Regions from separate parts of the Mus musculus genome. Here regions 1 and 2 are each linked to region 3. The links are chromatin contacts, found by Hi-C or POLR2A ChIA-PET in ENCODE. All regions are on one chromosome and are shown on one strand. Each heading gives the region's core, a stretch centred on a gene start or an enhancer-like site at or near the end of the contact. The rest is flanking DNA. Distances are from core to core; before and after follow the strand shown.

Evidence for each region. A loop is a pair of places that touch in the nucleus more often than their neighbours do. ChIA-PET counts read pairs that join two places held with the same protein, here RNA polymerase II (POLR2A).
Region 1: POLR2A ChIA-PET joins it to region 3 with 20 read pairs in Patski. The contact joins the promoter of Smc3 here to the promoter of Dusp5 in region 3. POLR2A ChIA-PET finds 5 or more read pairs at or near these places in 3 of 5 experiments (Patski and embryonic stem cell).
Region 2: a loop to region 3 is called in a map of v-Abl transformed pro-B cells, with 2.7 times the contacts of the local background. The contact joins the promoter of 4833407H14Rik here to the promoter of Dusp5 in region 3. A Hi-C loop is called at or near these places in 1 of 37 maps with a recorded cell type or tissue (v-Abl transformed pro-B cells). POLR2A ChIA-PET finds 5 or more read pairs at or near these places in 5 of 5 experiments (Patski and embryonic stem cell).

The regions. Positions count from the first base shown.
Region 1 is chr19:53,597,438-53,601,851 of GRCm38, reverse strand. It overlaps Smc3 (structural maintenance of chromosomes 3), which reads right to left and starts at 1,456. Exons shown (of 29, transcript NM_007790.3): 1 at 1,298-1,456; 2 at 294-369. The coding sequence starts at 1,312.
Region 2 is chr19:53,458,827-53,463,294 of GRCm38, reverse strand. It overlaps 4833407H14Rik (RIKEN cDNA 4833407H14 gene), which reads right to left and starts at 2,673. Exons shown (of 2, transcript NR_167900.1): 1 at 2,476-2,673; 2 at 564-1,579. All of the region lies in intron 2 of Mirt1 (myocardial infarction associated transcript 1), which reads left to right.
Region 3 is chr19:53,527,132-53,531,809 of GRCm38, reverse strand. Dusp5 (dual specificity phosphatase 5) reads right to left here and starts at 2,665. Exons shown (of 4, transcript NM_001085390.2): 1 at 2,114-2,665. The coding sequence starts at 2,492.

The DNA.
Region 1 (4,414 bases), core at 207-2,706, 71 kb before region 3:
CATCATCAACATCCTACACACACACACACACACACACACACACACACACACACACACGCTAGGCAAACATTCCACTACTTAACTTACACCACTGGGCTCCAAAATGATTTATCCGTCTGAGTTACACAAAAATTTTATTTTTATAAAATAAGCAATTCATCGGTGCAGACACGAAACAGGTAATCCCATGGAGGAATATTAACATTCAAAGACAACTCCCGTCTCCCCTGGCCTGTCACGTCTATCGGTAGCAATTCTAAGTCTAACATGGTAAACCAAGAACACTTACTTACCGATGACATTATGTTTGGAGCTGAAGGGATCTACAATTGTTTGGTCTCGGTAACTTCGGAAGCCCTGGATGATCACCTATTAAAGAAGAGACAACCCTTGAGAACACAGAAAGCACTTCTAGGGCAACATTCTTTCCTTCTCCGTCTCTTGCTTCTCACGCAAGGCAAGACAGAAACGGTCCACTCGGCGGAGACCATTGCGATCGGGAGCAAGCAAGTTAAAGATTCGCTAAACCCCTTCCGACATGGCCTGCAACCCTTGCTGGTGCAGGGCTGCTCTGGGAGAAGCTCTCCAAACCCAGCGGCTTCGACCCCGAGCTCTGCACGACAGTAAAGGTCCAGACAGCAGGCAGGCGAGCGGGCGGGCGAGCGAGCTGGTCGCAGCTTGCCAGCCTGCGAGCCCAGTGAGAGGGCATCCTTCAGTCAAACCACTGGCCAGCCCCAATGAGTCCATTGAGAAAAAGAAATAAGATAATAAAAATTAAGTGAAAAGGGGATAGATAGGATCGCAACGCTCCGAGCCTGACCCGTCCAATAGAAAAACGTCGCCCAGCGCGTGTCCCGGGGGCTCGGCGCTCGCGCGCGGGAAGAGCATTTTGACAGAAGTAAACAACCGAGTGAGCAGGCGCGACGCGACCTGCTGCGAGGGTCCGCCCTGCTGGGGCAAAGCCTGAGGCAAGGCGGAGAGAGCCTGCAGCCCAGCCCGGGGCCTCGCGAAGGCGGTCCATGCACCGCCATGCCTGCCTGCAGAACGACGCGGCCTCCCAGCAGCTCGCAGCAGCCCGCGGCGCCCGAGGAAGCCGGGCCTCCGCCTGCAGCCCGCCGCGCCCGGTCCCGCTCGGCTCCGCTCGGCTCCACGCACCGCGCCCCGGGGGAAAGCGCCGACTGCAGCCCGGCGCTCGGCTCGTCAGGGCCCCGCTCCTCCCCGCCCCCCCAAGCCCAGGCCGGCCCTAACCCACCCGCGGCGCGCTCCGGGACACCCCGCCGCCTCTCACGGCCCTTACCTGCTTGATGTACATGGCTCCGCGCCCCTCGGCAGGGGGAAGGCGTCGCCTCAGCACCGCAGCAGCGCGGCCGCAGGCTCGGAAGACGAGCAAGACAGCCCCCTCCTCACAGCGCTCCGCTCGCTCCCGCTCGCTCCCCCTGTGGCCAAACAAAATGGCGGCGGCCGCGGAGGCGGGGCCCGCGCGTCGGGCGGAACCACGATGGAAGCGATGCGGATCGCAGGGGGAGTCTGGGCCGGTTCCACTCTGTCGCGTAGGAAAGGCCCCTCTCCCGCGGCCCTCTTAGACGGACCTGATCTGAGAAAAGGATTTTCTTATCCTCTTGTTTTGCTGAGAATCACTTGGGAGTCCGACTCGGAGGAGCCCCGCTCCAGAGGCCGGCAGGAACTACCTCCGGACGCACGGACTATGGTCGCGCCCGTGAGGGGCGGGGCCTGCTCGGCGCCAAAGCCTGGAGTGAGACGAGCGGAGCCAATCGCCGAGCGCGCCGGAGGTCACGTGGTCGCCGGGCCGCTTAAAAAGGACGTGGCCTGTCAGCCTAGCGCCCGACTTGAATGTAGGTCTCATTGTGACTGCCTGGGGTTCTGAGCTCAGAACCTCCGCGCTTCCATTATTCTCTTTATTAGCTCAGAGCGCCTCCTGCTGGTTCCGAGCCTCCTGACGGCTCTGAGAGAACTGGAGGACGCTAGGACATTTGAAGGGATTGATTTAGGGAGGTTGTCTTTAGTTTTCCAAGCCCCGATTTCACCTTGTAGCTAAGGATGACTTTAAACTCCTTATAGAAAGACCTGTACAATTGCCACAAATAAATTTCTTGAAATAGGTAAATTAAAAAAAAAAGAAAAAAGAAAAAAAAAAAAAAAAAGGAGCCGGGGTGGTGGTGCACGCCTTTAATCCCAGCACTCGGGAGGCAGAGGCAGGCGGATTTCTGAGTTCGAGGCCAGCCTGGTCTACAAAGTGAGTTCCAGGACAGCCAGGGCTACACAGAGAAACCCTGTCTCGAAAAGAAAGTAAGAGAGAGAAAGAAAAGAAATAGGTAGGTACTAGGGTCAGTCCCTAAATGTATAGGATTTTTTTTAGCCCTGGCTTTCCTAGAATTCGCTCTGTAGACCAGGCAGGCCTCAAACTCAGGATCTGCCTGCCTCTGCCTCCCCAGTGCTGGGATTAAAGGCTTATGCCATCACTGCCCGGCTAAATGTATACAATCAGTGTAGGGAGTAGAGTTCTGGGCAACTCTAAAATTGCCTACTGGGAAATAAACAAACAAACCTGGACGACCTAATAAGGTCCTGGTCACCATTCCTGCTTCCTGAGGCAGTTCTCACCCTCAACATGTCTACGAGGAAGGGCAAATCTTGTGCCCTACTGGGAATCCTTTATCTGAAACTCTGGCCAAATTCCACCCAAAGTTTGAGGGAAAAAAAAAAAAAAAAGAAAAAGTATTAAAAGAGAAAGAAAAGAAAGAAAGAAATTTAATTTAAAATTTCATTTTGGGAGTTAAGGACCTCTACCCCTGTCAGTTTGTGAGGGTTTGGGGTATATTATAAACAGAATTCTAAGCCTTCATTCAGTTCCTCAGGATGACGGCTGGGTTTGCAGTGCAGTTGGTAAAGCCCTAGTTTGTCATACAGGAGGTCTTAGACGCTTCCCCAGCACTGGGTAGCCTAGTGGCACACATCTGTGATCCCAGAACCCTGGGAAGGTGGATGCAAGATCAAAAGTTCAAATTCATCTACTGCTTAGTGGGTTTGAAGGAGACCCTATTTTTCAATAATAGTGAAGTCACCAGAACTTTTATGATGGTTTCCACTACAATGAGATTTTTACTTTCCTTCTTAGGCCTTTACACATTTTATGAACTTTATTCAGTTAGCTTGTATAATCATATAAATAGGGGAAAAAGGTTTTTTTTTTTAAATCTCTACAATATCAAATAAGTGATTTTAGACTATTGCCTTGTTTATATTTATTGTCTCTCTCCATGATAGTAAAATCTAAGAGATGAAGAATTTCATTTTGTTACTATTGCTCTCTTCAATTATTTTGCACAAAGTAACCAAATCTTATGAAGGGAAAATGCACAGAGGCCAAGTTCTTACCACAGTGCCTGGCTCTCCTGGCTTTTAACAGTTATCACAGATTACTAAGTATCAAGCGATATAAAATGAAAGTGAAATAGACGCCACAAAGAAATACTATTGAAGGGGGCTGGTGAGATGGCTCAATGGGTAAGAGCACCCGACTGCTTTTCCGAAGGTCAGAAGTTCAAATCCCAGCAACCACATGGTGGCTAACAACCACCCGTAATGAGATCCGATGCCCTCTTCTGGTGCCTGGTGCGTCTGAAGACAGCTACAGTGTACTTTACATATAATAAATAAATAAATAAATAAATAAATCTAAAAAAAAATACTATTGAAGCCGGGCGTGGTGGCGCAAGCCTTTAATCCTAGAACTCTGGAGGCAGAGGCAGGCAGATTTCTGAGTTCGAGGCCAGCCTGGTCTACAAAGTGAGTTCCAGGACAGCCAGGGCTACTGAGAAACCCTGTCTCAACACTCCCCCCCCCCACACCCCCCCCCCAAAAAAGAAAAGAAATACCATTGAGCAATAAAAAAGGATGCATTCTACAAACATGAATGAATTTCTTTTTTAAAATGCTAAGAGAAGGAAGCTGGCTACACAAGGGCTACAGAGCACATGACTGCATTCAACACCAGATAAGATGGTTGTAGGGTCTTTGAATCAAAAGGTTTAAGATAATTATACATGCCAGGCAGTGCTGGTGCATGCCTTTAACCCCAGCACTTGGGAGGCAGAGACAGGTGGATTTCTGAGTTTGAGGCCAGCCTGGTCTACAGAGTGAGTTCCAGGACAGCCAGGGCTGTACAGAGAAACCCTGTCTCGAAAAAACCTAAAAAATAAAATTAAAAAAAAAAAGAATTATACATAACATTGATAGCACTTCATAGTAGCTGAAAACTAAGGGTACAGGTAGTTTATATAGAAGGCACTCTCAGCCAGCAGAGTAATGGGGTCCAGGAGAATGAGACATTAAAGAGAGAAAAGCCAGGAACTTCAACCAAGGAGGTCCTCTGGGGTCAATCCTGGGGCACTCA
Region 2 (4,468 bases), core at 1,424-3,923, 69 kb after region 3:
AAATTGCTTGAAGCAGAGATGAACCACCATGGTGAGCCTTGACCAAGTTGTCACCCATAGAACTGTGAAAAATTAAGTGATTCGTGTTTATTTATGTGTAAGTGGAGGGAAGCATGTGCCTGGTGCACATAGGTAGAGATAAGAGAACAATGAACGTTAGTGCTGGTCCTCAGGCACTTTGGGTCTTTCATTGGCCTAGAACTTTCCAGGCACATAAGGCTAACCAGCCCATGAGGCTACCAGGGCTCTGTCTGTCTCCTGTCTCCCATCCTGCTGATTCTGGGACCACAGATGTATCCCGCTATACTTGGCTTTTTATGTGGATTCTAGGGGCCAGAACTCATATCCTCAGATCTGCAAGGCTTGGTTGACTGAGCCATAATCCCAGCGCTGGCTATAATGAATCTTTTGTTTGTTTGTGAGCCCAGCCTGCAAGGGCTGAGCCATCTCCCATGCCTTGCTTATTTCGTGTTTTGTTTTTAGCTACTGAGTTTTGGGGGATGATTTCCTCTAATACCTATTGACTATTTCCAACGCGCTAAAAAACAGAGCTGAGTCTTAAGTACAGTCTCATTAGTCCCTGTGACAAGCACGTCATAGATTTATTAATCCTAATCTCTGCTCTTAGAGAGGACGATACTGATGCCAAGAAAAAGGGGTTGGGCGTTCAAGGTCAAAGAACAGGTGGGCAAGGGAATAGGAGCTGGCGAGCAGGCTGTGCCAGATGCAAGTCAAGTCCACAGTCAAGTCCTGATGTCACCCACAGAACCCAAACGATCCCGTTCTTGCTTTCATCCAGTTCATGGTTTGTGCAAGAGACTAATAAGGAAGAGACAGAAATCAACATGAATAGATACAATGCTCTGAGATAGGCAGGTGTTTGTTTGGTGAGGTCACAGGGCCAGAAATGTGGAGCAGTGAGCTGAGAACATATTCCTATAAGGTCTACGAGGTCAGGGCTGGGTCAGGCTTCCGTCAGCAGCAAAGTTAGACAGTGGTTGGGCTAGACTTGTTCCAAGGCTTGAATGGTCCACAGTCCCCCACTAATATCCTGGAAATACTGCACCAGAGGGTGGAGGTCCTGGATCTGAGGCTGTATCCATGATGAATAGCTTGATCCTAGAGGCCTCTTCTCCACTCTTCACAGAGTTCCGTCCCAGAGAATGTTCCCTGGAGTCCCTCATGGTCACCTATGTTCCTTTAGGTTTTATTTAGTTTCAAATTGAGTATGCGTCCAGATTCGATGGACAACGTCTAAGTATACTACTATAAATGGTGACAACCATAATAATGCATATGCTTTCAAATGCAGGTAGCGAATGACTAGATAGTCATAGATCTCATGTTACCCTGCTCCAGGGCCCTCGGAGGCTGTCCCTCCATTTTAGTCTCTTTCTGACGTCCTTGCTCAAGGGGCTTTCGGGACAGGGGTACGCAGAGTTCCCTCTTGCTGAGTCAGCGCTTGTGGTGCAGACCGCCTGTAAGCACAGGTAACCATTTCCTCTCTGGATTCCTTCTTTTCTTCCAAATATGGTTGAAGGCCCGTTGTGGGAGGCTCTAAGCACTGCTTGATTTAGACCTGGAAAAAAAAAAAAAACAAAAAACCAAAGAATTTATGTTTGGCTGGTCGCCTGGCATTCTACAGTTTGAAGAAAAAAAAAATGCTTACTGGGTAAAGGGACTGGACTCTCCACTTTCCTAGGCAAATAATTTAGGGTGTGTGTTGGGGGTCAGGGGAGTGCACAAACAGCCCGGGCTGTGTCACCCTGTGGTTCTGGTTTGTGGCTAACCTTGTTACAGATTACAGTCAGAACTCAGAGTTCATCTAGGTGGCGTCTGTGGACATGGGCGTTCTCAATTTTCATTCCTCTGCTTGGGGCAGTGAGAAATGAAGATTATACCCAGGAAGGAACATGAGCCCCAGGGATTTTCCTCTGCTCTTCACCCCTCCTTCCCCTACCCTCAGCCCTCACATCAGGGGTAAGCCCCAGTAGCTATACTCTGAGGCCTGGCTCTGTCAGAACACACTAGAAACTGAGCCGTCTACCTTCCCAGAACACCTAGAGACTCTGAGCTGGCTGTTGGAACACCCTGCTTCAGTACACAATACAGACCAATAGGAAATGCAGGCCAAGGAAAGGGGCTGAGCAGCGAGGCGGGAATGACGAGAATGTGGGCCTGAATCACCTGCTCAGGACCCTGCGCAGGAAGGAAAAGGGTGTAGAAGTGTGGAAGGATAAGTGAGGTCAGGTCAAGGTATGCAAAAGGCTTCTTAGCTCATCCTCGGCCAGGGGCCAATAAAAAAAAATCAATCAATAAACAAACAGCAAACAGCAATCAACCAATATACAAACAGCAACTTGATCAGTGGTCTCTCCTCTCTTCCCGGCCACCCTCCCCATCAGCACCACAAGAACAGGTTCGGAAAATTAAGCGGGCGCGGAGGCCGTTCTTGGCTGAGCTTAGTGTGGGTACCATCTTTCCTGAGACACGGAATGTCGCGCGCGGTTCTTGGAATCACTCTGCACTGCAGGTCGGGAGGGTGTCAGCGTCTGCTGTTGGGTCCTGTTTTCTTGCCCTGTGTGTTTGTTTGTTTGCTTGTTTGTTTAACTCTCCTCTCTTCAGTCCTCACTAACTCATATACAGCCTGAATCCCGAACGAGTACAAAACACAAATCCTAGGCAGCCCAGGGTGTCTATTTTACAAGTTAATTTGCATATGAGTAGGCAGGCTTCTGAGGAGGAAGTTTGGTGAAAGGGCAGGGCTGACGTGGGAGGGAAGGGCAGGTTCCAACTCTTATTCTCAAGAACACCTTATTGTTTGTTTGTTTGAATAATGCCACAACAGACTCTATTGGCCATGAAACTGAAGTCCAAGGGGTGTGGCTAGTTTCTGAGGAAGCTCCATCGGAGAATCTGAACATCATTGTCACTGATCCCTGTTGATCCCTGTAGCCTTTTATGTCAGCTCTTCCCGGTAACCAGAGCTCTGTGTCAGGCCGGTTCCACCCCACGGTGGCAAGATGCCTGCGGAAGGTGAAGGCTTCACACCTGTTTGACAGGATAATGGTCTAATTTACTTTTATAAGATAACTCAGTGTTCTGGAGCTGTTTGGCTGAACTGGCTCTTCATCCCTTCAGCCTGTGGCTGTAGGCAAGTGGGCGGAGTCTCTGTTGTGATTTATAAAAAAGAAGGAAGGAAGGAAGGAAGGAAGGAAGGAAGGAAGGAAGGAAGGAAGGAAGGAAGGAAGGAGAGAGAAAGTGAGAGAGGGAGGGAGGAAGGAAGGAAGGAAGGAAGAAAGAAAGAAAGAAAGAAAGAAACAAAGAAACAAAGAAACAAAGAAACAAAGAAACAAAGAAACAAAGAAAAAGAGAGCAAGCAAGCCAGGGATATGTTTGGTAGAGATGAGGTATGGTGAGGTGGAAGGGGTGCCTCAGTGGGCCCATGCTGAGGCATCCCTTCCCCCTGAGGTACCAGCCGCAGGGCGGGTATAGTTTATTTAAGGCATAAGAAAGGGAGTTGGGAAGGGAGGAGAGAGAGAGGGAGAGGAAGAGGGAGAGAGAGGGAGGGAGGGAGGGAGAGAGAGAAGAGTAGAGGCTGGCCATGAACACGTGGAGAGAGGGGGGAGGGGAGGGACAGAGAGGGAAGAGGGTGAGAGAGTAAGAGAGCAAGAGAGTGAGGGGCAAGCAGCCCCTTTTATAGTGAGTCAGACACATCTGGCTGTTGCCAGGTAACTGTAAGGCGGAGCCTAGAAGACAAACTAACAGTCTCCTAATCTGCAGCAGTTTAATCATGGTGTGCGTGCTAGAAGGGAGTTGAGTCTTTTAATTCACTTGTGTAAACAGGGGCAGGCTGACATAAAATAGCCTCCTCCTCCACTCTATCACACAAGTGGCCCCTTCCTCTACTCCTCTTAGAGAAGGGGCTGCTAGGAAAAGCTGAGGGGCTTCTCCGGGGCTCTGGCTACCAACGGAGACACAGGCAAGGTAGAAAGAAATGCCTGCTGTCTCTTTCTGCAGAGAGCACATGACTCTCTTACTGTGGCAAGGGCTAGCCGCACCGGTCAGCAGGAGTATGGACTGTACATGCAGAATACCCTAGGCGGGGAGGGAGGGCAAATGTCCCTGCCTTGCTCACAGAGGACATGAACAAAGGGTAGAAGAAGCAAGAACCAGCTGGCCATGAAGCATGTGGGTGGCCAAGGGACTTCAGAGGTAGTCAGGCAGACGAAGGGTCCAGCCAGCTGAGGAACCTTCTCAAATGGCAGCACCCTGTGCACTGTTAAGGCGCCTTACCGGACTGCCTGGGAAGAATTCAGCAGGGCCTCCAGGGATGCACTCCAGCATTCCAGAGCATCCCTGTTCCCGCTCTTGGGCAATCTGACTTCTCCAGGCCCTGGCTTCTCTATGAAACAGGAGTGACACCTTCCAGCTGCTCTGGAATGAACCTGATCCAGAGCACAAGAAA
Region 3 (4,678 bases), core at 1,416-3,915:
GCAGGAGGGGCAGAAAGAGGTGTTGCTTACAACCTAACACGAAACGGGCAGAGCACACAGGGCTTGCCTCTTCAGGCTGGGGTCAGGAGATTAGGTCTCTGCCTTCCGCCCACTCCCATCGGAGGTGTGGAGACAGAGCATTCCTCTCTGCTGGCTCACTTGTGCCTCACTCGGATTGCAAGAGTGCTAGCAATTCCTCAGGCCGCTTCAACCTTCTCCAGAGTGAGTCTACTTTCAATCATCACTGTGTTGCCAAAGGAACAGAGAGCCAGCGCACAGGCACTCTATAGAAGCAAGCCCCAGCCACCTAACTGGTCTTCAGCATCTCCTTTCAGTGGGAGACGGAACTGTAGGAAGTATAAGGGGCCTGGCACCAACACCCAGCGCCACTAAATCAGAGCCGAATGCACATCTGGGGTGCTCTATTTAAGAGAAAGGGACTCTTTGTCACAGTTTGAACTTCAGTGGTGTCATAAGGGCAGCAATATCTATCAAATACCATAGGCATATCTCTTTCACGCTTAAGCTTTCACGGTCTGAATGAAGGACAAGACCCCACAATGCCAGAGCAACCGGCAAGGACATCTACCCTCTCCGTAACGGCTTTTCACACAGCCAGACTGGAAGCAGCCTAGTGGTTATGACGAAGGCACTACCATGCAGCAACACGGATGTCTCCAAGATCTCCAAGAAAAGAGGCAGGATCTGGTATGACATGGGCTCAATCTGTTTTTAAAAGCCATCCATGGGAGACACTATCCAAGAAGAATTCATTGGTGTTGCTTCTGGGGAGGAACTAGGTTTTAGGGTGGGCTGAAGACACACATCTCCTTAAACACCCTTGGGGCTATTCAGATTGTCACCTGGACACATGTTACCTCATTTTTTTAACAGTGAGAGAGAGACCGCTGCAGAGCTTAGAAAAGGCCACCCACCCTTGCAGATTCTGCAGCTGGGCTGCAGCAACATCCACCTGTTATCTCCCAATGGGATCAACAAGGAACAGTTAGCAAGAGGTGTTAATTAGCTGGGAAGCTACCCACTTGCCTTGGGATCTTCCTGGCCTACAGTGTGTGAAATTCCAACTTGCATGGCTTTGACACTGGGTCTTCAGCTCACTGCACCTGAATTCTGAACCGTAACAGAGTTCCTGGACAAGTCATCAGAGTTTTGGGGCCCTATCTGAGAGCTCTCTCCCCTGCACCCAGGCCAGTGTTCCCATACTTTTGAGGTTAGAAGGCAGGAGCAGTCACAGGAAATGACCCAGAAATCAATGATGTGGGGTTTGAGAGTAATCACACACCCACAACCGGAAGCCAAAGTTATCTCGACAGCAGGTGAAATAAGTCGGGCCTGCAGGCAGCTCTCGGAGGCCTAAAATCAAAGGCCTCAGAATCTCCTCTGAATCTTTGCAGCCTCTGCAGCACCTCTCTTAACTAGGTTGGCCGGTTGGTAGTCTCTGAGGATAATCCCCTGCTGGGGATGACAGGATGAAAGGGGTGGGAAAGCTGTCAGTTCCCAAATTAAGCTTGAGAACGGCCTATTTGGGGAGAGGAGGAGGAGGAGGCTGGAGGATAACAATAAAAAGCAATAAAGGGAGAGGAAGGGGAGGGACTTGCCAGGGTCAAAAAGGCAAGAGGCCCACCAAGACACAGCCTAACGTGCTCTAATTGTCTAGGCGGGAAGAAAGGGGACACCGCGGCGCCACTCTCCTGGGGGAGGGTCTCAACTTGTTTGATCGCGCTGATCTGTACAGAAAGGTTCCGACCCCCGTGGCCTGCCAACGGCGCCAATGACCAGCATGAGCTCTGGGCCCCCGGAACTATTAGGGAGCACCGCCCGCAGCACCTTCCCAGCCCACCCAACCCAGAGGACAGACAGGATGCCAGACGCTTTCGAGGAAAGGCGGGTGGGGAGAAGGAAGCCCTGGGCGCTGACGTGTTGCAAGGACCTCCCAAGCGCACGTCAAACCCCGGGGTGCATACTCCCGCAAGTGGTGACTTTCTCCGGTCCAGAGTTCCCATGCAGGGAGGTAACCCTGGGGCCTGGTAACACAGGGTGCAGGGGAGCAAGGGAGGGTGGCAAAGGGCAGTCTGCTCCCGGACGAACTCACCTTTAAGGAAGTAGACCCGCGGGCCGGCGGGCAGGCAGGCCAGCAGCGAGGTGAGCACGACGCGCGCGGCGCTCTCCTCCCGCAGCTTCTGCCAGTGGCGGCTACCCTGGTCCAGCACGACCACCGCCGCCACACCGCCGCCGCCCTCCTGCAGCAGCCGAGCGCGGGCCGCCTCGTCGGGCAGCACGTAGCGCGCCGACACCGCGCCGCCCCGGGCCCGCCGCAGCACCACCGAGTTGAGGTTGACGTTGAGCGAGCCGCGCACGCTCGACGCGGCGAAGGCCAGGTAGGGCCGGCAGTCGAGCACCACGCAGCGCGCCTCCGCCTCCTTGCGGAGCATCTTGCGCAGCTGGCGCCCGTCGAGCGACGTGACCTTCATGCCGCTGCCACCCAGCGGCCCGACGCTGCGCGCCCCACAGCTGCCAGAGGACGGGCGGGCCACCTCGCGGGGGCTGTGGCCTGCAAACGGAGCCCGGCGCGAGGGGCCGCGCGACGCTCTCCACGCCCCGCTCGCTGGGCTCCCGGCCCCGCCGCTCGCTGCCCCAGAAAGCTGGGGATTCCGCCGGCAGCGCAGCGTTTTATGTGAATGAGTGCGCGTCCTGTGACGTGAGTGCCCATATAAGGCCAAATATGGGTATTTCCCCGCCCCCTGGCTGACCACGCCCATGGGTGGAGCTTGCGGGCACCCGCCTCCACCCAAGGAGCAGGCTGGAGAGAGGGCGTCTTAGAGCGAGAAAGAGGAAGTGGCGGGCGATCGCTCCCTCTCTCGGGGGGCCCGGCGCCGAGAGACTCACTCACGCATCACCCCGGACTACCGGTGGAGTGTCAGGAACGCCACCAGGCCGAGGTGACCCACGCCGTGCGGGAAGAGGAGGTGACCGTGGCCGCGCTACGGAGCCCCTGGGGCCTCCCGGTGAATCCCGGATTCCGGTCGCTCCCGGTTGTGTCTGCGTTTGCAAGGAGATTTAGCCTCTGAGATGAGCCGAGATGCGGCGTGGCTTGGTCATCTTGATACTGGGGGCTTCTTTCTAACACGTTACCCCCACTTTTGTTACCTTTTAATTTTCCGTAATAAAAGTTCCTGAGAGTAAAAAGGAGGAGTTGTGAATGGGTGAGCCGGAGACGTCAAGTGGATTCTACTTCGGATGATTGACAGTCCCCTTTTGGCTCTCTCCAAAGATTGCTCTCTCCAATGTACCACCCGAGCTTCATAGTGAGACCCTGCCTCAAAGAACAAAACAAAACAAAAAGCCCCACCCCCACCCCCGAACAATACACCGACTCGGGAGCTCTGTGGTTCTGGGCAGCTTGTGGGGAGCTGTAAGGCTCAGTCCAGTTAAACTGTTGTCCGGGTGGCTTCTGGATTTGTGGGATTATGGTGGATAAAATGTAATCCCAGGCTGTCTGCCCCCGCTATTCTCTCGGGAGCTTCATGCTGCCTGCCCCCATTCCCGGAAAATTAAGTGTGATTTGTCCCCTCTGCAAGTATTTACTGAGGGCTCTGCTAGCTGTCAGGGCACGTGGGATGCAAATGCGTTCTGCCTACAAATCCTTTGCCAACTATTTCACTGTTATCTTTTCATGGAAAACAAAACAAACCAAACCCTTGCATCCATTTACAGCCCCCATAAGTGGATGAGATTTTTTTTTTTAAGGAGAAAGCAGAAATCACATTCTGCTATCCAATCAATCAGCCCAGCAACAATAATGGCTGGCATTGCTTCTGGGTCATATCTTCATTCAAGCAATCGATTCAATCACTGTATACTCTGTCCTGAGTATTCAGTGGCTGGCCTGTAATTTTAGCATCTTTGAGACTGAGAAAAAAATATCAAAAACCCGAGGCCAATCTAAGCAATATAGACGCCCGCACCCACCCCACCCCCCACACAAAACAAACAAACAAACAAAAAAACACCAAAGCTGTAGCTAGCAGGCTCCACCCACGTCTTTCATCTCAAGCCTCACGAAGAATACCCAGCACCGGCACCAGCCAGTCTTGTGTTAGACGCTTGGTAACACGGCTGGAAGCAGGACTCCAATCCATCAGCCCCAGCCCAGGGAGGAGGCCTGGTCCCATCTCGGGCCTCTGTAAGTGTCTGTGTCTGCACACCCATGGTGTGTGGGCTGTGGTGGAAGTGGAGAAAGTTTCTCAGCCGATGAGAGCTGAGACAAACTTCCAAGAATGAGTAGAAACCACTTGCTGTGAAGGAAACAACCCAGCCTGTTATGCCTGGAGGTGTTTGAAAGACTCCCCCTCAGAAGAGAGAAATTAACACTTCTGCAAACCCATGGTTTTGTCTTCACTTCATTGTGCTTCTGTTTATTTACTTTGTCAGTTTGCATGTGTGTGTGTGTGGGGGGGGGGGGGTCAGAGGTCAGTTTACAAGGGACCCTTTCTTTCCTTCCACCATGAGGGACCTACAGATCAAACTCAGCGTCTGAGGCTTCACCCACCATCCCCACAGCCCATGAAACATTCTGGGTGGCACCTTCTTCCTAGAGAGCTGCAGGCTGCCCTGAAATCATGATGCAGGTTAGGCCAGGTTGGAATGGTACCATAGA